Regions from separate parts of the Homo sapiens genome. Here regions 2 and 3 are each linked to region 1. Evidence: chromatin loops called from intact Hi-C (ENCODE). Cell type or tissue: PC-9. All regions are shown on one strand.

What was found. Peaks named below come from ENCODE experiments on the same cell type or tissue, not always from the same donor. Only the 100,000 strongest peaks of a DNase experiment are listed, where the experiment ranks them.
Region 2: it touches region 1 in a loop (3-fold over the local background); 15 of 110 quality-filtered maps call a loop at or near these places.
Region 3: a loop joins it to region 1, with 3 times the contacts of the local background. A loop is called at or near these places in 4 of 110 quality-filtered maps.

Annotation. Positions count from the first base shown.
Region 1 is chr12:124,507,167-124,515,166 of GRCh38, forward strand. The region is part of intron 2 of NCOR2 (nuclear receptor corepressor 2); the gene reads right to left. It overlaps LOC105370047 (a long non-coding RNA gene), which reads left to right and starts at 6,056. Exons shown (of 3, transcript NR_188646.1): 1 at 6,056-6,531. RefSeq lists enhancers at 301-886, 1,475-2,060, 1,588-1,697, 5,137-5,685, 5,686-6,234 and 1 more and a silencer at 1,199-1,413. In PC-9, CTCF peaks have their summits at 1,823, 2,028 and 3,300; DNase peaks (open chromatin) are centred at 2,775, 3,205, 5,705, 6,025 and 1 weaker place; H3K4me3 peaks cover 1,039 bases; H3K27ac peaks cover 4,799 bases.
Region 2 is chr12:124,366,391-124,374,390 of GRCh38, forward strand. It overlaps NCOR2 (nuclear receptor corepressor 2), which reads right to left. Exons shown (of 49, transcript NM_006312.6): 22 at 5,632-6,220. Among named protein-coding and RNA genes, the nearest start is that of MIR6880, 33 kb to the left of the region's middle. RefSeq lists an enhancer at 2,695-3,196. In PC-9, no CTCF peak of the experiment used is centred here; DNase peaks (open chromatin) are centred at 2,971 and 3,361; H3K4me3 peaks cover 561 bases; H3K27ac peaks cover 2,957 bases.
Region 3 is chr12:124,724,481-124,732,480 of GRCh38, forward strand. No RefSeq gene overlaps it. Among named protein-coding and RNA genes, the nearest start is that of SCARB1, 140 kb to the right of the region's middle. RefSeq lists enhancers at 6,638-7,242, 7,243-7,846. In PC-9, a CTCF peak has its summit at 3,621; DNase peaks (open chromatin) are centred at 3,011, 3,611 and 6,261; H3K27ac peaks cover 3,662 bases.

The DNA of each region.
Region 1 (8,000 bases):
AGGAAAATGGCTGGGACCAGGGGCTGGGGAGAGCGAGGAAGGGGGAGTTACTGTTTAACAGATATAGCGATTCAGTTTTGCCACATGAAAAGTGCTGGAGATCGGTTGCTAAACAATATGGCTATTCTTAACACTACTGAATTATCTACTTACCAATGGCTGAAGGTAAATTTCACATTATATGTATCTACCACAATTTAAAATTAAACAACACCTCCTCCAGGGAGACCTCCCTGATTGCTAGTGTTGTGCTTGTGTTGTTCCGCGGTGGCCCCAAAGGCTCAGGCTGCCCCCATAAAAGGCAAAGTGTTGCCAGTGGCCCCGGCACTCAGCAGGCCCTCAGAGCCGAGTGCAGCATGCGTCCAGGCCTTGTCTCTGGCCCACCTCACCTCAGGACCCCATGACGGCCACAGGGCATGGCTGGGCAGCGACTTGCACCTCTGATCCCTCGGAAGCGCCCGATAAGCTGAGCTCTCCCCTCGCCAGCTGCCTCCAACCCAGGTGGCCTCAAGGCCAGGGCCCAGGGAAGGGCTGACTGCTTCAGAGGGGCCCCTGGACCCCAAAACTTGAGGCCAGGGCCAGAGCCCTTCTCTCTGCCCACCAGTCTGCAGTCTCTGTCCCACCCGCTCATGTCCATGCCCAGACCCCGAGTGTGAAGGCGGCCTCCGCAAGGTTCCCACCGACTTCCCTGCCTCCAACATCTGGCAAACACATCCACAGCTGTGCAGCTGCCGGAAACGCCTCCTCCCGCTTCTCCTCCATGCACGCAGGCCCTCAAGGATGGCTTTCTGAGGAATTTATGGGGTCGCCTCTAGTATTTCAGGGTAGATCCCTGGAGGCATCCACCACATGTGAATGAGGACAAATGTTTCTGCTGCTAAGAATAGCTGTGCCAGCAGCAGCGTCCAGGGCGACAGAGCCCACCCACTCAACAAGGGTCCCCTCCTGCCTCCCCAACCCATCCCAGCCCCCAGCAAGTGGCCAGGCTGGACCACAAAGGGCCTGGATGGGAGGACCCCACTGCCGCCTGGGCTCCCAGGCTAAACGGGAAGAATCCACTTTACGTCAGCTCTGTCCAATGCTCAGAAGTGGACGCATCTGGGCCATTCAATTACCCCAGGGGCATTGATCAATAAATGTCTGATGACGGGACAGTGATCAAGAACCCAAAAGGTCCTATGGCCCCTGCAGCCAGGAGCTCAGACAGTAAACAAATGCTTCAGCGCCCAGGAGTGGCGACGGCTGAAGCTAAGCGTCTACCTGGGATCGGATGATCCACCCGAAGAAGGGCAGGGACAAAAAGCAAGAGGAGAGCTGTAGATACCCAAGACCCTGCCGGAACACAAGGGCCCAGGCAGGCACCACGCCGAGGGGAGGGGCCCGCAGGAAGGGGGTGACCGCAGCTCAGCCCCAGCCAACACTGAGCAGAGACCCAGGAATGTGGCCCCCAAACATTCCTGATGTTCCAGACCCTGCTGGAACAGGGTCCACGTGGGGCAGGGGGTCCACGGCATCCAAATCTTTCCAGCAAAGCCAAGAAGCCCAATTTTGAGACATCTCCCGATATTTCTAAAAAAACACTGACTATAAAACCAACCCAATAAATCAGTCTGACAGCCAAATACAGCCCAGGGGCTGCCAGGACATGACCTGTGGCTTATGACGTGGTCACTGGACGCCACAAGAGAGGTGAGGGAAGGCTGGGGAGCTGAAGCGGGCTGATGGGGGGACAGGAGGTGGAGCGCCAGCAACGGCTTGGAGGGGGGACCCAAGAGGCCCTCAACTATTAAATATAACAGGAATGAAACTTACCCAGTGACTCATCGGCGCCACCTGCTCCACCCCAATGGGACACACACACACTGGCCATGAAAGGCAGGCCAGGCAGGGACCCCAACCTGGCCCCATCTCCAACACAGGGAGCAAGACACAGTGTCTCTGCCCACCCGGCCCCACTCCGTGCATGCCACACCCCAATTTCCCTGGGCAACCACCCCCCCTGCACCCTCAGTCCTGGGGTCTCAGGGAGGCTGACCCAGCCCTCCAGCCAAAGTGGCACTGGCTTTGGTGGGGGGGGGGGGGGCTTAACTCTGAACTCTCAAGCTGAGGCAACAAAACTCATTCCCATGATATTTGCTGGAATATTGGGAACAAGAAGCTGTCCTTCCACTGGGGCTACTGAACTGCAATTATTAGTCTCAGGCTAACAGGGACTGAAAGTGGGGAGCACCTGGACCCAACTGTGCCTGAAGCTTCTCTGAGGTTTTTTAGTTACTTGAACTATTTGTGCTAAATGCAGGAGGCAGAGGGAGTCTGTCCATTGCAACCAAGAGACCTAAGATAGCAACCCTCCTAAAACACAAACTCTCAGATAGGATCTCCCTGGAATCAGATCTCTTCCACCCGCTAGGTCCCTTATCCATGTAGGTGAGGACAGGTCCAAAGCCAGCCAAGAAGAGGCCAGAGAAATGGAATGGGAGACCCAGGCCAGACTCAGTGTAGGGGGAAGGGGCCAGGCAGGAGCCAGGGAGAGGCCTGTCCTGTGTCACCCTGAAGGGAAAGTGGGTGGCTCCCAGTCCCTTCCTGAGCTGTCAGTGGCTCTCATGGGTGAAAGAGCAGGCGGCAGCTTTGCAGATGAACACTGCCCAGCACAGCCCAGCTCTGATCTGGGTCACTTCTCAGAGGCAGACACACCCCCCGACGGCCGCCCCCCACAGTAACCTGAGCCTCCGGACCTCGGTTTCCGGAGGAACATCACGATCTCTCTTGGAGGGAATGTCTGCTAGCCGCACCGCAGAACCAAATGTGCTGATAAACCTAGGCCAGGTTGAGCAAGCCTGGGCTGCTCCCGCCAGGCCAGAAAAAAGAGGCATTGTCTGCAGCCAGGAGCCACCACATGGGCTGTACCCATGGGCATGTCTTGGGGCCATCCCTGCCAGGCCTTCAGTTTCCTGGGTTGTAAAACAAGTGGCTGTTCCAGGCCTCGGGGGCAGCCAAGGCCTCAATCTGGAGCAGGTGGCGACCCCAAGCCCCCACCCCACAGGCACTGATGCACCCCAGCTCCGCTTCTCCTCCCGACCTCCATGGGGCCATGTGCTTGTTACAGCTCCCGTTTCCTAGGTGGAAGACTGAGGCTATTTGCACAGGGAGGAGCAGGGCAGCGGGAAGATGAGCAAATGCCACTTCCATCTTCCACGCCGCTGCCCTGAGCAGCCACGGGAGGGAACACCTCGCAGCCACTGGCACAGCCAGTCCCCAACACAACACTTGGTGGCACCAACTCCTTCCTCACAGCGCCCCCGTGAGGGATTCTGTTATCATCCCCATTCTACAGCTGGAGAGACTGGCACAGAGAGGCCGAGCAACTTGCCCAAGGTCACACAGCCAACAAGGGCACAGCCTGGATGCAAACCCAGGCGAGCCACCTCCTGTGTCCAGCTCACCCACTGTGTCCTGGGACCCTGTCACCAGCATACCCATGCCTGCTGCTTAGGTTAGAGGAGACTGTTGTCTCTCCCACCAGGCTGGAGCCAGGCCTTGCAGCCCTCCCATCCCATGTCCCTGCTCACAAGACCAGGCCAGGTCCTGCCAGCCAGAGGTGCCCATGGGCCGCCGCGGACAGGCTGTGGGCATCTCCATGTCCACTTGAGAGCCTGCTGCACACTGTCCACCCCGGGCCCAGGAGGAGACGAAAGGCCACATCCTCACCTCCCTCACGGCCCAGCTCCGTGACCTCCCTCATCAGAACCCGGAATCTGGACTCCAACCTGTGCTGCTGCATTTCCTCTCCCCCCACAGCCCCAAACACAAGATCCATGAAGCAAGAGTCACACCTTTGTGTCCCCCAGAGTCCCAGCACACTGCACATGGCAGGTGCTCAATAAATGTTTGCTGAATGCATGAACATGCTAAGAGCAAAATCGCAGACGTGGAGCTGAAGCTCAAAGACCAGTTTGCAAACAGAGAGACTGAGGCTGAGAGCACAGACAGGGTGTGCTTAAAGCCCAGATTTCGGGGTACCACCTACACCAGGCCAGGTCCATCAAAGGCAGCCGAGTGTCCCAAATATCAGGTAACTGACCCCAGGTCCACACAGCCGGCCGGCTCCACTCCAGGTCTCCAAGTGGCCGAGAACTCTGATCCCCACTCCTGGAAGCCCCAGTGCCAGCCCCCGTGGCGAGACTGTAAGGCCGTCAGTGCCACTAAGGAGCTGTGTGGCCTCTGCCAAGTAGCCTGCCCTCTCTGGGCCTAGTTTCTCCATTTGTCAAGGGCACCCGGCAAACCTGGGGCTTGCTGGGGGATGAGTGCAACCCGGGTTCTGCAGGAGTCACCAGACGCGTGGGGAAAGGGCGTCCGGGGCCTGGGGCAAAGCCGGGGTAGAATCCGAGAGCCTCCTGCCTCTGGGTCCTGTCCCCTTAGCAGGGCTGTCTGAGGGGACAGCGAACAGCAGGCGGCAGGTGGGGTCTAGGGCCTTGTGGATTTGGTTCTCGGCAAGAAAGGCAGGTTCAAGCAAGGCGTCCTTCCTGGAAAGTCCAGACTCCCCGAATGGGGCTTCATGCACTCCCAGGCACAAAGGGGTTCTCGGCCACCCAAACTTGTCCTGCACCCTCAGGCTTGGAGTGGGGAACAGTACCAACCCCCGCCAGGGCCAGTTCCCCCACCTCCAGAGACTGGCGTCGCCAGCTGTGTTCATTTCCTAGGGCTGCCATAAAAATGACCACAAACCAGGAAACTTAAAACAACAGTGATTTATTTTTATTTTTTTATTATTTTTTGACAGGGTCTCACTCTGTGGTCCAGGGTGGAGTGCAGTGGCACAATCATGGCTTACTGCAGCCTTGACCTCCTGGGCTCAATTGATCCTCCTGCCTCAGCGTGGGACTACAGGCAAGCCGCCACCACATCCGGCTAATTTTTGTGCTTTTTGTAGAGACAGGGTCTCGCCATGTTGCCCAGGCTGATCTTGAAATCCTGGGCTCAAGTGATGCGCCCACCTCGGCCTCCCAAAGTGCTGGGACTATAGGCATGAGCCACCTCGCCCGGCCAACGACAGCAATTTATTCTCTAACAGTTCTGGAGCCTGGAAGTCCAAAATCAAGGCGTCAGCAGGACCCTACTCCCTCCAGAAGCTCAAAGGGAGGCTCCTTTCTGCCTCTTCCAGATGCTGGTGGCTCCAGGCATTCCTTGGCTTGCGGCTTCAGCCCTCCAATCTCTGCCTTTGTCTTCCTGTAGTTCATGTAGTCTTGCTCTCTCCTCTTCTGTCTCTTCTAAGGACACTGGTCTTTGGATTCAGGGCCCACCTGGGTAACCCAGGATGAGCTCATCTCAAAACACATCTGCAAAGACCCTTTTATCAAATACGGTCTCTCTCTGACAGGGGCTGGGTTACTAGGACATGGACCTAACTCTTGGGGGTATCACCACTCACCCCACTCCACCAGCCCCCGCCTTTTCTGACATTGCCCATTTCCTGAAAGCTCACTCCCTGCCTAGCTCTGAGCCCAAGCCCCAGCGGAACCCCATGAAGCAGAGGGGGAAACGGAGGCACAGGGAGTTCAGCCGATGCCCAGGGGACCAAGTGGGGCCAAGGTTTGAACCTGGCTTTCCGAGTGGCCCCAACACAGTAGCCGCTGGGTATTGGCCTCCCTCCAGTTTACAGGAAACAAGGGACTCTCACGCCCACGCCTCTCGGCCGAGGGCCAAACTGACAGTGAGTCACCCCCACTCCACAGGCCAAGAAGCTTGAAGCAGCTCATCGAGGGGGACCAGACAAACGGTGGGGCCAGGGAGGGCTTCCTGGAGGCTCAGCTTGCTCCAGTGTCAACAGGGGAGCAAATCCCACCTCCCGCTGCTCTCTCGGGAGGACTCAGCGAGACCCTGGAAGGAGGCAGCTTGGCACACAGGCCCCTGGCAATCACCACCTCCCTGGTTATTAGCAGGCCTGGCCCAGCCCACACAGCTGCCCACCCAGCCTCTGACCCCAGCCACAGAAAGGGCCCATTATGACATCACAGGCCAGGAATTATGTTATTAGCCTGGGAAGGAGGCTGGCCTCAGGAACAAAGGGCTCATTGTCATGCAAATGAACGACTCCGGAGGAAGAGGGCAGTTCCTCCACTCTGGGGTGCCCCTCCTGCCCTCTAACTTCTAAGCCACACTGGAAACTGACCCCCAACCTTCAGAAGTGTGGGCATCTCTGGGCCTCTGCTCTGGGCTAAATGAGGCGCACTCTCTCAGCCTGGGAAACGGGCCCCTGCCAGTTCTGAGCCAGATCCCCAGAAAACAGGACCCGCCTCGGAAGATAGGGATAGTAGAGGGACTTTTGGGGATGAAACAGGATGATCCCCTTAACATGCTAAGCATGACCTTGAGCAAAGAAGCAACTGCCTTGGAAATGCCATTCAGTTGGTAATACTGCAGGCCTGCAGCTGTGTGTCTTTGAGCAAGCTGCCTACCCTCTCTGTGCCTTATCAGGAGAGGGTGACTCTGTGCCGACTTTACAAGGCTATGGGAAGGACACAATGAACTAAGGTATGTGGAATGCTCACCTCGCCTTGGTCCTCAACACACAAGGCTGAGGCTGTCACCACCCCTCCCCCACTCCCCGTACCTACAGCATCCCTGGGTTCCTTCTCATGACTGTATCTAGGAGGGGTAGCTCTCTTGGGATGCTTGGTGGGTACCCCAGTGGCAGTCAGAGAAAAAGCATGAGAACTTTTCCTGGTTTTCCAAATCATCCCCAAAATGCAGGGCCTCCTTCACCAGAGAGGCCCCATTTATGGGGAGGGGACAGGCTGAGGCCCCGTGGAAGACACTGAGTCAGGCACAACTGTCTCCTAAGTGCCTGCTACATACCCAGTGCTGGGGACACAGCGGTGACAAAGATGAACAAAATCCTGGATGGAGGGGTGCTGGAGTGTGAATGTTTATGTCCCCCCAAAATCTGCATGTTGAGACCTAATCACCACGGGATGATGTCAGAGCGTGGGGCTTCTGGGAGGTGATGAGCTGTCATGAGTGGGATTGGTGCCCCCAGAAAGCCGCCCTGCCCCTCTTCCTGGGAGAAGCCACCATCTATGAACCAGGAAACGGGCCCTCGTCCCATGTGACACCAAATCTGCCAGCATCTTGGTCTTGGACATCCAGCCTCCAGAACTGTGAGCAATAAAGTTCTATTGTTTGTGAGCCACCCAGTCCAAATAGACTAAAACAAGGTGGGGACAGGGGTGATGGGCATACCGCAGACCCTGGTGGTGACAGTGTTACAAGGAGTAGTGAAGGTGTCACAGGGAGTCACAACTGACATCAGGCCTCTCTCAGGAGGCGCCATTAGCAGAGGCCTATATCAGGGAGGCTGAAGGTCTCAGGAAAGGGTGTTCCCAGAAGAGGTTACAGCCAGGCCGGGTGTGGTGGCTCATGCCTGTAATCCTAGCACTTTGAGAGGCCGAGGCAGGTGGATCACTTGAGGTCAGGAGTTCAAGACCAGCCTGGCTAACATGGCAAAACCCTGTCTCCACTCAAAATACAAAAATTAGGCATGGTGGTATGCGCCTGTAGTCCCAGCTACTCAGGAGGCAGGAGAATCGCTTGAACCTGAAAGAAAGGTGGCCACAGCTCTGCACTCCAGCCTGGGGGAGTGAGACTTTGTCTCAAAAAAAAAAAAAAAAAAAAAGGTTATAGCCAGTGCAAAGGTCCTGAGGCAGGCCCATGATCAGGGGCCCCAAAGAACAGCAAAGAAGAGGCTCATGAGGCTGGATGCCCCCAAACCCTATCCCACCCCCATCTCTCCAGACCCTAAGCTACGACCCATGCCCACGGGACACAAGCCTCCACCACGCCACTCTGATGACAGGAACACCCTTACAGCAGCTCAGTCATGAGGCCCCCACAGGCCCTGCAGGCACCACGTGTCCCCCAGCCTGGGATGCTCTGGAGCCCTCTGTGATCCTGAGGCACAAAGCAAACTCTGCCTGGACCCCCTGGGATGTCCAAGGGACCAA
Region 2 (8,000 bases), 140 kb before region 1:
CATCGGGGACAGAAAGGAGATGAGTGGGTGCCAGGGCTGGGAGGAGGGAGGATAGGGGTGACTAGTGATGGGCATAGGGTTTCTTTCTTAGTATAACACTGAATATACTAAGAAGAACTGAATGATACACGTTTTTTTTGAGACAGGGTCTTGCTATGTCACTCAGGCTGGAGTGCAGTGCTGTAATCTCACTGCAGCCTTGACCCCCTGGGCTCACGCAATCCTCCCACCTCAGCCTCCGGAATTGCTGAAGCTAAAGGCACACATCACCGTACCTGACTGATTTTTGCATTTTTTTCTTTTTTGTGGTAGAGCCAAGGTTTCTCTATGTTGCCCAAGCTGGTCTTGAACTCCTGGGCTCAAGCTATCCTCCTGCTTTAGCCACTCAAAGAGCTAGGATTGCAGGTGTGTGCCACTGTGCCTAGCCTAAATGATACGCTTTCAATGGTGAAATGTATGGTATATGAATGATATCTTAATAACGGTTACAAAATGAAATGAGGACCATACTATATGCTAGCCATAAAGGGTTCGACGTATCAGCTGTATTTTCTCTATGAACAGTAAAAATAATATTTTTATATGTGTGTACAAATAGAAAAATAAAATATAAATTTTAAGGTTGAAATGCAAACGTTTGTATATGTGTAAAGATAATTCTATAGAGATAAAAATATGACTTTATAACACACACAAAACATGAGGTGCCACTGTCCCATGCAGTCTGCCCGAGAGCTCGCGTTTTCTATGTGGGGCCTGAGTGCTCCCTGTGCCTTGGTTTCCCTGTGGCCCCTCACCTAGTAGGGTGTGGGCAGTCAGATTGGCAGGGGGTGAGCGGGGGCAGGGGCTGCTGCCCAGAAGCTCTCAGCAGGTACCCTCTGGGGGGCACACACAGAGGCCCAAACCCTTCTTGAGCCCCCAGAGCAAGTGGGGACTGTGGTCATGGAGGTACCACTTTATAGTTTACAAGAGGTCTTCTGATCCCAGCCAGAGCTCTCTCATGGGTAAAGAAGGCAGCAGCCAGCACAAGGGCTGGGTTCAAGTTCTCGAGGGGAACGAGAGTCCTAAGCCCCCAGAGGGAGCGGCCACCAATAGTGGAGGAGGAAGGTGGAAAACGCTCAGAGCTCAGGGCCCATCTGACCGCCCCTTGTCCCGTAGCCATGCTGGAGGAGCGCCACCTCCAGAAGCCCTCCTGGCTGGCTCTCCCCACCCTCCACTCTCCCTTCTTTGTTTTATTTTATTTATTTATTTATTTTTTTGGAGACAGAGTCTTGCTCTGTTGCCCAGGCTGGAGTGCAGTGGCACAATCTTGGCTCACTGCAAGCTCTGCTTCCTGGGCTCAAGTGATCCTCCTGCCTCAGTCTCCCTAGTAGCTGGGATTGCAGGCACACGCCACCATACCTGGCTAATTTTTTGGTATTTTAGCGGAGACAGGCTTTCACTATGTTGGTCAGGCTGGTCTCAAACTCTTGACCTCAAATGATCCACCCACCTTGGCTTCCCAAAGTGCTGGGATTACAGGCATGAGCCACCGCGACCGGCCTCTCTCCTTTGTTTTCTTGGAAGGCAGCCACTTCTATTTTCCTTTCTGGCGGCCTGGGTGGGGCGGGGACTCTCAGGGCCTGGCACAGAGTATGTGTCTGGGAGGGGCCCCACCCTGCCTACCCAGCCCTGCAGTTGCGAGCAAAGGCTCGGATCCCCTCTCTGACCATGTGACTTAGCCAACTGTGCCTCGGTTTCTCAATCTGGAGAGTGGAGACGAAAGCTTCAAGGGCTGTCCGTGGGTGGGCGTGGGGATGCTGGTGACCAGCACGTGGGGCCGAGTGGGTCGGGCCACCTTCTCCTCACTGTCATTTTCCTTCCCACTCATGAAGGCCGGTTGGGGGGCAGGGCACGAGAGGGGGAATAAGGGCCTGGGGACATTCATCGGAACATGCTGGGCCTGCAACAGTACATCCCCTCTCCACCCAGCCCTTGCCTCAGTTTCCCCATGGTCATCAAGCTGGGACAATCCTTGCCACCATCCTAGGGCTAGGAGGGAGAGGGAGGGCTGGTTTGTGAACAGGCATCCCTTGCCTCTCCAAGGCCCCAAGATAAAACCCTGACCCGTCACTTCCACCCGTGGGGCCTGCCCACCTCTCTGACCTCTCCGCCCTCTCTGCCCTGGGCTGCTCACTCCACTCTACACCCTGCTATAGGCCTCTCTGCTGTCCACTGGACATACGCTCATGCGGCCACAGGGCCTTTGCACTGGTGGTTCCCAGGGGGTCTGGCTTTCCCTCACACTAAGGCTCTCATTGCCCTCCAATGTCACCTCCCCAGAGGCCCTCCCTGCCTGACCAGCCCACTCTCCCCTGCTCCCCATGCCCCATCTGCCCATCACCCACTCATCCCGTAAACAATGGTTTCCTTCTCCATGCCCTCACTAGAATGTAAGTGCCTGGAGTCAGGGCCTTGTCTGTGCAGTTTCCAGCGCCCCCGGCGCCTGGCGCATGCTGGTGCCATCAGTCACTTGCAGAATAAAGTAACAAAGGTGAAATTGCTGTTATGATCTTCCAAAATGCCAGAGGGACAGCTGAAGGAGCTGCACTCCAGCCCCCTCTTGGGGTGACCTCTAGGGGGTGTCCCAAAGCAGATCCAAAGGAGGGCAGCTAATCTCTGAGCGCCCACTGTGGCCCGTCATTAACTGAGTTATTCTTGCAATAAGCCATCCACGCCCACCTTACAGATGAGAAAACTGAGGCTTGGGGGAGGGGACTCCCAAGGCCAGGCCCTGCCAAAAAAGCACCCAGGCACCTTCTCTGAAGAGTAAGAGAGGGGAAGGCAGGCAGGCTCGGGGTTTTGCAATTGAAGCCACTATCTCTGGTCGTCTGCCAAGAAAACACCCAGGCAGAGCCACCTCGAAGAAAGTGCCAGCGGGCCGAAGGAGAATGTGATTTTCTCTCTCCCAAAGTCACCGGGGCGGGGGGCCAGATGAGAGTCATCTTGCGTCCATCCAGGAACACAGAGCTCCCCCACTGGGGCTGCCAGGCAGGAGGGATGATACTGGGCGGGCAGCCAGGAGCAGGGGTCGCCTGGGGGGCCCGCCCGTCCCACCAGCCCTTCCCGGGAGGCCCTGGCTGCCAGGGCCTACTCTGACGCATCTCGTCCGCGTCCTCCAGCGTCCGCCCGGCCCTGCGCAGTCGTGGCCGGCAGAGGGAGGGGTGGCGGGCTGCCGGCCAGGACGAGGTCAGCAGGCTGGCCAGAGTCCAGCCTCGTTCACTGAGAGGGCAAAGCAGGCCCCAAGGGCGGGGGCCTGGGCCTAGTCGCACAGGGCGGGACAAACCAGGTGTCCTGACTCCCAGCCGAGGACTCCTGCACCCGGGGGCTGTGTGCTGGACACTGGGCAAGGGGTGGACGTACGCCAGGCCCAGCTCGGGGAGGGAGGACACGGCCCTGGGCGGGGCTGCAGGGGAGAGGACGGGAGGCTGCAAGTGCCCTGCGGGGCCTCAGGCCTAGCCTGAGTGTTCTGGGGACGGACAGGATGCAAGCTGATCCCCCGGCTCCCCAGTCCGGGGCCAGCCACATGGACCCAAAATACAGACTCTGGGAGGCAGCTTATCAATGGGGCTGCCCCATGACCTCAGCGGTCCCCCGGCGAAGGCAGAAACATGTGTTTCTATGACTCTGTCCCCACAGCCAGCAGGAGCGGGGCGGGGAGCCGTCTGCCCTGACCCCGCTATCCAGGCACAATGGCCCTGGCTGCCTGCCTCCAGGGCAGACCCAGCCACACCATGAACACTGTTTTCCAAGCTGGGACTGTCGGGCAAGAAGCTCAGGGATTTGGTGCCCTCAGAAACCCGCAGGCCAGGCCTTTGCTCATCACAGGGTCAGGGTCAGGCCGTCCACTTCTCACACGCATGGGCGCGGTTCCTGTTGGCAGTGGTTCCTGGGGACCCTGAGATTTTGTTTTGTGGAACCTATAGAGATCCGGGTGAACCTCAGTTCCTAGGGAATGTCCTAGGACTTCCCCCTTTAACATGGCCCAGGGTGAACCCCAGGGCAGAGACAAGGGCCCCGCATGACCCTGCGGGTCTGATTTTCCTCCCTCGCTTGCTCTGCCCAGGACCATTCCAAGGGACTTGGGAGGGGAGAAAACAGACCACACTGTAGTTGAAATAAAATGGCCTGCCTGCCCCACCAGAAAACAATTCCTCCAGCCATCCAGATGTGAGCAGGACGCAGTCTCCGCGGGTCTGCCCTCTGCCAACCGAGATTGGCCCTAACTTGGGTAGCCATCTTTGGTTCTGGGCTGGAGGCCTTGAGGCCCAAAGCATCTGTGCTGAAAATGGGTAAAAGGTGGCATTCTCAGGGATGTGGGGTCACCCAGGCCAGGAGCAAAGACAGAGGCCAGAAAGGAAAGAACACACCTCAGAGACATCAACACCCAAACAGGACGACACTGGGGTCCTCCAGGCCACCCCAGCTGGAGAGGAATTTGCAAGGGGAACCTCTGCACCTGTGATCCAAGGTGATCACCTGTGATCCTGAGCCCTGGACCCTTGGCTGATGGGAGATGAGCCACCAAAAACATGTTGAACCTGTGGCTTTTCCCCAACCCCACGGCCACCACGCTCGCATCTCCATCACCAGCCCCAGGGCACTTGCAGCTGCCTCCTGACTGTGCCTCTCACTCCCAGCAAATCCCCCACATGGTTTCATGGGTAAATCACATCTGGCTCTCTTGGGAGAGGCTCGTAAAGGCCTTCTCACTGCCCTGAGAACAAAATGCAGCCCCCACCTGCCAGGGCGTGACTCAGTGCCCCCACCCCCGTGAGAGCTGCCCCCCGTCCTGCCAGGCTGCCCCCTCCCTGAGCCACCCTTTGGCACCTGAATCCACCAAGCTCATTCCCACCTCGGGCCTTCGCACTTGCTGTTCCCACCACGCTGAGGGTAGAACTGTGTCCCCCCAGAGAAGGTACATTCAAGTCCTAACCCAGGGTCTCTGTGAATGTGACCTTATTTGGAAATAGACTGTTTGCTGATATAATCAAGTTAAGATGAAGCTGCACTAGATTAGGACAGCTGCCCATCCAATGCCTGGTGTCCTCAGAAGAAGAAAGTGTGGACACAGAGATGCACAGGGCGAAGGTCATGTGACAGCAGAGCCAAAGACGGAGTGGCATGCCAGCAATCACGACCGCCAGCAGCGGCCAGGAGCTGGAAGAGGCGGGATGGATCTGCCCAGAGGCTCGGAGGCTGCGTCTCGGCCTGCATGGTGCCCCCAGGCTCCTGGCCTCCAGGACTGTATTTGTTAAAAGCCACCTGGCTCGAACTACCTTGTGAGGGCGGCCCTAGGAAGCGAGCAGGCTGCCTGGCACACTCTCTCCCTAGCGCTGCCCAGGGCTGCCTCCTCTGTCCGGGTCTCAGCTTGGATGTCACCTCCTGGGGAGGTCCTCCCGGCCACACCTCCGCCCCTTCCTGGCCTGCATCTCTCATTCCTGGACTCTACTCCAAGTCTGCCTCCCTAACCACACCTCGGGCTCCCCCAAAGCAGGCAGAGCCAGACTGGGTGCGGCTGTCTAAGTAGGTAGTCGCTGCTCAGTGTCTGCAGACAAAAGCCAAGGTTAGGGCTGCCTGGCGCCCACTCACCGGTTCTTGTCGCCGCCCTCGGCCTCATCCACCTCGTCTGCACTGCAGGTAGCACTGGAGTCGCTGTCCTGGGGGGCGCCCGAGCTCTTGGCTGTGGTGGCCCTGCCGCTCCCGCCCTCCTTCTTCTCTGCCTTGAGCGCCCCCTCGGCCGTGGCCTCAGCGGCCTCCGCGTCCTTGCCCTTGGCCGGCCCCTCCTCGGCTTCCTCCGTGCACTCGCTCTTGACGGGCTCCTCGGCCTTCCCTGTGTCCACTGCCAGCTCCTCAGCCGCGGGGGGCTTCTGCTCCTCCCCCTCCTCCACTGGGGGCGCTGCTGCGGTCTCCTCCTCCTTCTCCTCCTTGGGGACCACAGGAGGAGGTGCAGAGGGCGATGGGGGTGCTGGTGGGGGCGTAGGGGCTCCGGTGGCTTCAGAGGCCGGGGTGGGCTCAGTGGGGGCCGGGATGTCCTCCGGTGGTGGGGTGGGTGGCCCTGGGGGTGGCCCGTCGGCGCCCAGGGTGGCTGGGGGCTTGGGCCCATTCTGCCCTGTGTCCTTGGCGGCCTCAGTGTGAGGAGAGGGGATGCTCTCGGTGTCTGAGCTGTTGTTGACAGTGGCTGTGCAGGGCGAGAAGGAAGAGGGGATGAGCAGGGTCTGGCGGGGCCTCCAGAAGAGATGCATGGCCCTGACCCTCCGGATGAGGCCGCTCTGTCGCCTGATGCCAAAACAGCCCCGAGGCTCCTACACACCTGGGCTGCTGCCTAGAGCCCCACCCCTGAGACAAAGCCCCTGACCAGGCCCCTACCCACAGCTGCTGCCCTCGCCTGGCCGCCTTTCTCCCAGACTGACCCTGCTGGCATAACCTGGTTAATTCCCAACCCCAGGACCTCCTGGTGGTCAGCACCCCCGACAGATGGAGCCAGCCTGAGGGTGGCCGTGGGCAAAGGCCTTCGTCCTGGGGGTCTCCATGTTCTCATCTGAGCTCTAACCCCGGCTCTGCCCCGCACTGGCTGCGTGCCACGGGAAACTCAGGTTACCTCTTGGGCCTCAGTTTTCCCATCTGCAGAACGGGAGAACAATAGTTCCCATCTCACAGGGCGGAGAAGCTGGCAATTGTGAGGGCAAGGGCAACTGCCTGGTGACTGCCTGCTGCTGCACCACCATCGCCACCATCATCGTCACATGACAGTGTAGAATGCGCTCAGTGTGAGTACAGGGGACCCGGGCACAGTGGACAATGAGGCCAGTGCGTGTGCAGGGGACCCGGGCACAGTGGACAATCATGAGGCCAGTGCGTGTGCAGGGGCCCGGGCACAGTGGACAATCATGAGGCCAGTGCGTGTGCAGGGGCCCCGGGCACAGTGGACAATCATGAGGCCAGTGCGTGTGCAGGGGCCCCGGGCACAGTGGACAATCACGAGGCCAGTGCGTGCGCAGGGGCCCCGGGCACAGTGGGCAGTGAGGCCAGTGCGTGCGCAGGGGCCCCGGGCACAGTGGACAGTGAGGCCAGTGCGTGCGCAGGGGCCCCGGGCACAGTGGACAGTGAGGCCAGTGCGTGCGCAGGGGCCCCGGGCACAGTGGGCAGTGAGGCCAGTGCGTGCGCAGGGGCCCCGGGCACAGTGGGCAGTGAGGCCAGTGCGTGCGCAGGGGCCCCGGGCACAGTGGACAATCATGAGGCCAGTGCGTGCGCAGGGGCCCCGGGCACAGTGGACAATCATGAGGCCAGTGCGTGCGCAGGGGCCCCGGGCACAGTGGACAATCATGAGGCCAGTGCGTGTGCAGGGGCCCTGGGCACGGTGGACAATCATGAGGCCAGTGCGTGTGCAGGGGCCCTGGGCACGGTGGACAATCATGAGGCCAGTGCGTGCGCAGGGGCCCCGGGCACGGTGGACAACGAGGCCAGTGCGTGTGCAGGGGCCCCGGGCACAGCCCACACCAACGGCCTCAGCATGGGTTTTACACAGCAGGAGCGCGATCTGTGCTGGCGGAGTGGCAGGATGAAAGCACGCACCCAAGGATGGCAAGGAGAGCCCAGCCGCATTCCTGGCTCTCTAGCCCCCAAACCCACACCCGGCTCTTCTTTGAGTCTCAATGTCTCCCATTTTCTGTAAAATGGGGATACTTGAAAACCCCTGCATTTGCTATCAGGGAAATCAAACCCGGTCGGAGACCCAAGCGTACCAGTGAAAATCAGCAAAGCAGTGGAGACGGGAAACTGGTCTGCTGGAGTGAGCCCGGGACCAGCATGGGGAACAGCCACTGTGCTGGGAAGGAAGCCCAGAGGCCGCGGAGCACAAACGGTGGCGCTCACAGAAAGAGGCATGTGCTCAGAAGCGGGGTTCCTTGTGGAGGACCGGGGACCTTGGGATGCCCGCCCCGGCCCGGCCCTACCCCCCA
Region 3 (8,000 bases), 220 kb after region 1:
AATATAATGTTGTTATTAATATTATGTTATATATATTATATGCTATATTATAATGTTATTAATGTAATGCTGTTATTAATACTAGCACTCAGCCCTTGCACGAACATGGGTTGCGAGCTATGTAAGCGCAGCTTGGTGGCTTCTCAACTCCTCCTAATGAGAACCCTGTGAAGTAAGAACTGTTAACGCCCCATTTTGCAGATGAGGAAACTGAGGCACTGGGTGGTTAGATAACTTGTTTGGTGCTGGGTGAGCAGCAAGAGGCAAACGGTCCTTAGATACATTGGGAGGGACGTCAGTGAGTTTTTTTTTTTTTTTTTGAGACGGAGTCTCGCTCTGTCGCCCAGGCTGGAGTGCAGTGGCGTGATCTCGGCTCACTGCAAGCTCCACCCCCCGGGTTCACGCCATTCTCCTGCCTCAGCCTCCCAAGCAGCTGAGACTACAGGCGCCCGCCACCTCGACCGGCTAATTTTTTGTATCTTTAGTAGAGACAGGGGTTTCACCGTATTAGCCAGGATGGTGTCGATCTCCCGACCTCCGCCCGCCTCGGCCTCCCAAAGTGCTAGGATTACAAGTGTGAGCCACCGCGCCCGGCCCTCAGTGAGATTTTATAGAGAATTGCTGAGAGTGTGAGAGACGATAAACATTGCCAATAGTAACCTTGTCTACCAGTCTTTGGGTAAAAACAGCAGCTGCTGTTTACCGAGTGCTTACCACGTTTCTGACACTGCTCTGAGGGCTTTGTTTGTCTGTAGTCGTTTGGTCCCCATGACAAACCGGTAAGTGAAGAAATTCACAATGCTCATTGATATATTAAAGGCACTGATAAGTCCTGATAATCCGATGAGTGAAGAAATGTTATCATCCTCATTTTCTAGGCTAGGAAACTGAGGCACAGAAAGGTGAAGTAGTGTGTCCAAGGCTGCACAGCTAGGAAGTGGCTTAGCTGGGAGCTGGAACTCAAGTCCAGAGCCCGTGCTGTTCTCTTAACCCTGCACTCCGTCACCTCTCCGGGGATTACCAGGGCCCGGATGCTGGGCATTTTCTTTTTTCTTCCTCTTGTTAGCCTATTTTGCAAAGGCAAACACTGAGACTCAGTGAAGGGTGCAGGTTGTTCAGGCCCCTGTGAAAAATGAGAAGCAGACCACCTCCTCTGGGGCACCAGATGCCAGGACGGAGGTGAACAGCACTCACCTTCACTTTGCCGCATTCAGCTCAGCAGGACAGGCCCTGGTGGACCTCCACCCTCTCCAGACCCATTGCTTGGCTCGATAGTAAAATAATGCTGACCCGAAAGATCAGAAGCAGAAGACGGCTTGCTGCTATCCACATCTGCTGCTTATTCAGCATTCTTGCTGAACTTTTAAAAAATCCCTGAGAATGCCAGAACTAGACTATAGCTTGCTTAAAATGAAAGAAAAAAAAAGGAAAAACTGATAATGTGAGGAATCTTTCCTGCAAGTCAGTGCAAATTAAATGGGTTTAAGCAAATAGGGAGGTTTATTGGCTGAAGCAATTTAAATTCTAGGAATAGCATCAGCTTCAGGCATAGCTGGATCCAGGGGCTTGGCTAATGTCATCAGGCTTGGGTATCTCCTTCTCTCTCTGGCCTGCCCTCTCCTCCATGTTGGTTTTATTAATAGACGTCACATGGTGGCAAGACGGCTACCAGGAGCTTTATGCCACATCCCCCAGGCCTGAGTCCAGCAGGAAAGAGATGTTCCTTCAGGGTACTACATACAGCAAATGCTCCAAGATCAACCTTGATTGGCCATCTTAAACCATATGGGGACAGCAGTAAGCCAGTTGGCTCAGATCCAAATCACTGGCCTGGAGTTGGGTGCACCGTCTCTGGACCAAGAGCGGAAGGTTGGATCCCCCATGGAAATCAGGACATTTTGCCCGAAGGAGGAGGAGCAGAGGCTATGGAGACAGACTCAGGTGCTCACTATACCAAGAAACGAATCAGACCCTGTGTGCTGGCATCTTCTGTTTGTCCGAGAGATCTCTCTCTTCCTTTCTCCACTGGCCCTCTGCCCCTGAAGCTGACCCACCTTAACCACTTCCACAGCCCACTGCTCTCTGCCTCTGGTTGGACTTGGCACGGGGTAGCCCGGCAGGACATGAGTGAGGTCAAGGGCTCCCTCAGGCCACTCAAGGGCCCCTCTCCTCTCCATACAGCTCCTGCTACATTCCCTCTCCTCCTGGCTTTCTGGAACTATCCCTTCCCTCCTCCCTTCCAGCCCAGGGGTGGTGGCATCACCTCCATTTCCAGCCCAGGGTTCCTCTATTCCTGCCCACACTTTTGAAAATGGCCCCTGTATGAAGCCAAGCTGGAGTTATCCACATGTGACTGTTCCTGCTTTTCCTGAAGTCTTGCACCCAGATAGATGCCCCGGAAGAAACCCAGTGCATGCTGGGTCGCCCGGATTCTCCCATGATCCCCTAGTGTCAGCCCCTCCCCCACCAGAACCCACCCCCACCCCACCCCGGCTTCCCCCAAGTCTTAAACGCCAGTGAGTTGAGAGGATGAAAAAGTTCTGGAAATGGATGGTGGTGATGGTTGCACAACAATGTGAGTGTGCTTCGTGCTGCCAAATTGTACATTTAAAAATGGCTAAAATGGTAAATTTTCTGTGATGTATATATTGCAGTAAACCACAAGTTTTAGCCTGTTAAAAACAAAAAAAGCCAATAAGCACAAATCCTCATCCAGCCAGTGTCCCAGCTTTTCTCTCTCCCTGCTCCACCTCGGGTATAGCAATTCCTGCTCGGAGGCATTTGGAGAGGAAGCCCAGTCTACTTTCGATCAATGCGGTATTGATTCGTGTTTCATGAACAAGGACAAAGGCTGATTGCCTTCCAGTGGATCTGAACTTCACACGCCCCCAGGCCTCAGGCACAAAAATGATGCAAACCATTTCCGCAGCCAACAGGGAGGAGGTTCAGCAACCGGCCCTGGGGCGGGCAGGGGAAAGAAAGGCGCTTGGCCAGCGCCACCTGGTAGGAGCCACTCCGGGGCAGAGATGACAAGGTCCGGAGCAGACACCCAAGTTCCTCTTTCCAGCACGGGAACTGAGTCACCCTGCCTGTGTCCTCCCAGCAGCTCCGTTCTGCCCGTAGGCTGGGAGTGGCCTGGTTACAAGGCCAGATGCCCACGGTCAGCAAATTAAAGACAGTCCTTTCCACTGGGAAGAACCAAGACTCCCAGGGCACACAGTAGGCCGGGTTCTAGATGCTGACACTAAAAAAGGGAGCTGAGGCCAGGCGCAGTGGCTCACACCTGTCATCCCAGAACTTTGGGAGGCCGAGGTGGGCAGATCATGAGGTCAGGAGTTCGAGACCTGCCTGGCCAACATGGTGAAACCCTGTCTCTACTAAAAATACAAAAATTAGCCGGGCATGGTGGCGGGCGCCTGTAACCCCAGCTACTCAGGGGGCTGAGGCAGGAGAATCGCTTGAGCCTGGGAGGCGGAGGTTGGTTGCAGTGAGCCTAGATCGTGCCACTGTACTCCAGCCTGGGTGACAGAATGAGACTGTCTCAAATAAATAAATAAAAAGAAGGAAGCTGAGCCGATCACTCCCTGTCCTCATTGAGTTGATGCTCCAGGGCAGCCTGTCTAGTAGAAACATAATGCCACCCACAGGTAGAATTTAACATTTCCTAGTAGCCACGTTAAAAAAGAAAAAAAAAAAAGGGAAAAAAATGTGACTGGGCTCCTTGGCTCACGCCTGTAATCCCGACACTTTGGGAGGCCGACGCGGGAGGGTTACTTGAGCCCAGGAGTTCAAGACCAGCCTGGGAAACACAATGAGACCCCATTTCTACAAAAAAATTTTAAAAGTTATCAGGGCATGGTGACACCTGCACCTGTAGTCCCAGCTACTTGGGAGGCTGAGACAGGAGGATCCTTTGAGCCTGGGAGGTTGAGGCTACAGTGAGCCTTGATCATGCTGCCACCCTCCAGCCTGGGCAACAGAGCAAGACTCTGTCTTGAAAATAATAAATAAATAAAAATAAAAAATGAAAAAAGAGATTAATTTTAATTTAATCTAATTGATCCAAAATATTATCATTTCAGCATGCACACCACATAAAAAATTAATCTGTGAGCTATTTACATGCATTTGTTTCATCCTAACATTCTGAAACCCACTGTGTATTCCACACTTAGAGCCCATCTCAATGTGGACACTAAATTCTCATCGGAAATATTTGATCTGCATTTTGATTCCATAAAACTGACAGTTGAAAAGGTACATTAATCTACTGAAGTTGTTCCATAGAGACTTAAAAGTCTCCAAGAACTGAGTATCAAAAAATCATCTTCCTTTAATATTCACATCCACACTGGCAAAACTGCTTCGGTTTTTAATTTTTAATTTAAACTAATTAAAACAAAGATATGAAGACATAAAATTCAGTTCCTCCGTCCTGATAGCCACATTTCAAGTGCCTGATAGCCACACGTGACCAGTGGCTATTATTTTGGCCAATGCCGTTTTAAATGGAGGAGACAGGCCGGGCGCGGTGGCTCATGCCTGTAATCCCAGCACTTTGGGAGGCAGAGTCTGGCGGATCACATGAGGCCAGGAATTCAAGACCAGCCTGGCCAACATGGTGAAACCCCGTCTCTACTAAAAATACAAAAATTAGCCGGGTGTGGTGGCGGGCGCCTGTAATCCCAATTACTCTGGAGGCTGAGGCAGGAGACTCGCTTGAACCTGGGAGGTGGAGGTTGCAGTGAGCCGAGATTGTGCCACTGCACTCCAGCCTGGGCAACAGAGCAAAACTCCATCTCCAAAAAATAAATTAATTAATGAAATAAATGGAGGAGACAATGAAACTATGTGTAAATGGCATCATTTCATGTCAGCAGAATCTCACAGTAGGTCCTCTTTCCTTGACTGGCTTCTTTCATTTAGCAAATTATTTTGAGACACGTCCATATTGGGGGTAGGTGTGCATGCATACATCCACCTGATAGTAAATGCCAAGAAAGAACACAGAAACTAAAGGCAGGTTGGGAGTGCTTTTAGCTAGAGAAGAGATTTGGATAGGCCTCTCGGAAGAGGTGATGTTTGGCAGACTTGAAGGCAGTGGAGATCTGTGCCACGTTTGGGTCTGGTGGAAGAGGGTCCCAGGCAGAGGGAACAGCCAGTGTGAAGGCCCTGAGGTAGAAGCATGCCTGGTGTACTCAGGAAGCAGAGCAGAGGCCGAGCGGGCTGGAGTGGACAGAGGTTGGGAGAAGAGATAGGAAAGGAAACCAGAACAGTCTCAGGGCCAGACCCCACGACCTCGTGGGGCTTTGTAATAACTAGGACTTCCACTCTGAATCCTCTGTCCCCGCCCCCAGTTCATTCCCAAAATGTCCTCTTTTCTTGCCCAGCTCTTCTCTCACTCAGCGTAGGTATTTTCAGAGTCATTTATTGTATTAGTCCATTTTCACGCTGCTGATAAAGACATACCTGAGACTGGGTAATTTATAAAGAAAAAGAGGTTTAATGGACTCACAGTTCCATGAGGCTGGGGAGGCCTCACAATCATGGCAGAAGGTGAAAGGCACATCTTACATGGTGGCAGACAAGAGAGAAAGAGAACCAAGCAAAAAGGGAAACCCCTTATAAACCATCAGATCTCATGAGACTTATTCACTACCAAAAGAATAGCATGGGGAAAACTGCCCCACAATTCAATTCTCTCCCACCGGGTCCCTCCCACAACCTGTGTAAATTATGGGAGCTACAATTCAAGATAAGATTTGGGTGAGGACACAGCCAGACCATATTATTTATGTTGTCATGCACATCAATAGTTCATTGTAAGGATATACCACCGTGTGCTGACCCACTCGCCTGCTCATGGGCTGTTGGTTTATTTCCAGTTTTTGGCTATGACAAGAAAGCAGCAATGAACATTTGTGTACAAGTCTCTGTGTAGACAGACGCTGTCATTTCTCTTGGGTGAATACCTGGAGTGGGATCACTGGGTCATACTGGAAGTGTATGATTAACTTAAGAAGCTGCCAAACTGTTTTCCAGTGTAGTTATGTGATTTCACATTCCCTCCAGCTGTGTGTGAGTTCCAGGCCCTCTGAATTCTCCCAGTGCTGGAGGGCATCAGTCTTTTTCATTTCAGTCATGCTAGCTGCTGCTGGAGTATTGCATTTTGATTTTGGACTGTGAGATCTCTAAGGTTCGGAATATTCATTCATGCTTTCAACAAATATTTGTTGAGGACCCATGAAGCACTGGGCACTGTGCCAGGAGCAAAAACAAGCATAGTCGCTGCTCCTCTGGTATGTCCAGGTTCAGGGGTGAGACTGACATTTAACAGCTGTGGGGTTACAGGGCCTTTCAGTGCATGAGAGGCCAGGAAACTGTGAGGCAGAAAAGCGTGACCTGTTCTTGTGGAGAGAGAATCAGGGCAGGCTCCCCTGAGTAAATGACTTTTTAAGAACTAGCTGGTTGGCTGGGCACGGTGGCTCACACCTGTAATCCCAGCACTGTGGGAGGCCAAGGAGGGTGGATCACCTGAGGTCAGGAGTTTGAGACGAGCCTGGCCAACATGGTGAAACCCCATCTCTACTAAAACTACAAAAAAATGAGGCAGGCATGGTGGCACATGCTTGTAATCCCAGCTACTCAGGAGGCTGAGGCAGGAGAATCGCTTGACCTGGGGAGGCTGGGGTTGCAGTGAACCAAGATCATGCCACTGTCCTACAGCCTGGGTGACAAAAAAAAAAAAATTTTGAGACAAGGTCTCACTCTATTGCCCAGGCTGGAATGCAGTGGCATGACCACAGCTCACTACAGCCTTGACCTCCCAAGCCCAAACAATCCTCCTACCTCAGTCTCCCAAGTAGCTGGGACTACAGGTGTGCACCACCGTGCCCAGCTAATATTTTTTGCATTTTTTGTAGAGACAAGGTTTCACCACGTTGCCCAACCTGGTCTCAAACTCCCGAGCTCAAGCGATTTGCCCACCTTGGCCTCTCAAAGTGCTGGGATTACAGGCATGAGCCGCCGCACCCAGCCTGAGCAATAAAGTTCTGTTGTTCATAAGCCACCAGTCTATGATATTGTATAACACAAGGGTCACCAACCCCTGGGCCGTAGACCAATACCAGTCCATGGCCTGTTAGGAGCTGGGTCGCACAGCAGGAGGTGAGCAGCGGGCGAGCGAGCATTACCGCCTCCTCTCAGATCAGTGGCGGCGTTAGATTCTCATAGACGCACAAACCCTATTGTGAACTGCGCATGCGAGGGATGTAGGTTGACTGCTCCTTATGAGAATCTAATGCCTGGTGGTCTGAAGTGGAAGTTTCATCCTGAAACCATCCTCCCCACCGACAGGCCGTGGAAAAATTGTCTTCCACAGAACTGGTCTGTGGTGCCAAAAAGGCTGGGGACTGCTGGTATAACAGCAGCCTGAACTAAGACACTCATGTAACAGAAGGCCTAGGGAAAGGCAGTTTCAGGATGATTTTGACCCCATAAAATCATCAAGAACCTAGGAGCTTCCCAGCTTTCTGCTCCACCATTCTCAGTGGGTCAGCCCTGTTTTCCCTCATAGTCATAAAGTGGCTGCTGTGGCTCCAGACAACACACCCTCACCCTCACCCAGTGAGCCAAGCAGGAAGGAAGAGAGGCAGCAAGAGGCACTTTCTTCTCGTTTCTCTCTTATTAAAATCTGCCCCCAGCCGAGTTTCCCTAACATTTTGCTTGCTAGAGCTTGGTCTCATGCCCACCCTAGACCAAGAAGAAACAGGATTCCCTTAGATCTATCACAATCAATTCCCTGGGACAGGGAGACTCACCCCCTAAATAAAATCCAGACCATTTGAGAGGAAAAGAAGGGAATGGTTGCTAAATAGCTGACCACCAGGGCCTGCCTGGCTCACAGATTGTTGTTTAACGGAATTGGTGGCTATCTCAGGAATGTCTGGCTTGCTGGCCTGAGAATTCACCCAAAGTGACACGGCAAAAGCTGAGAGATG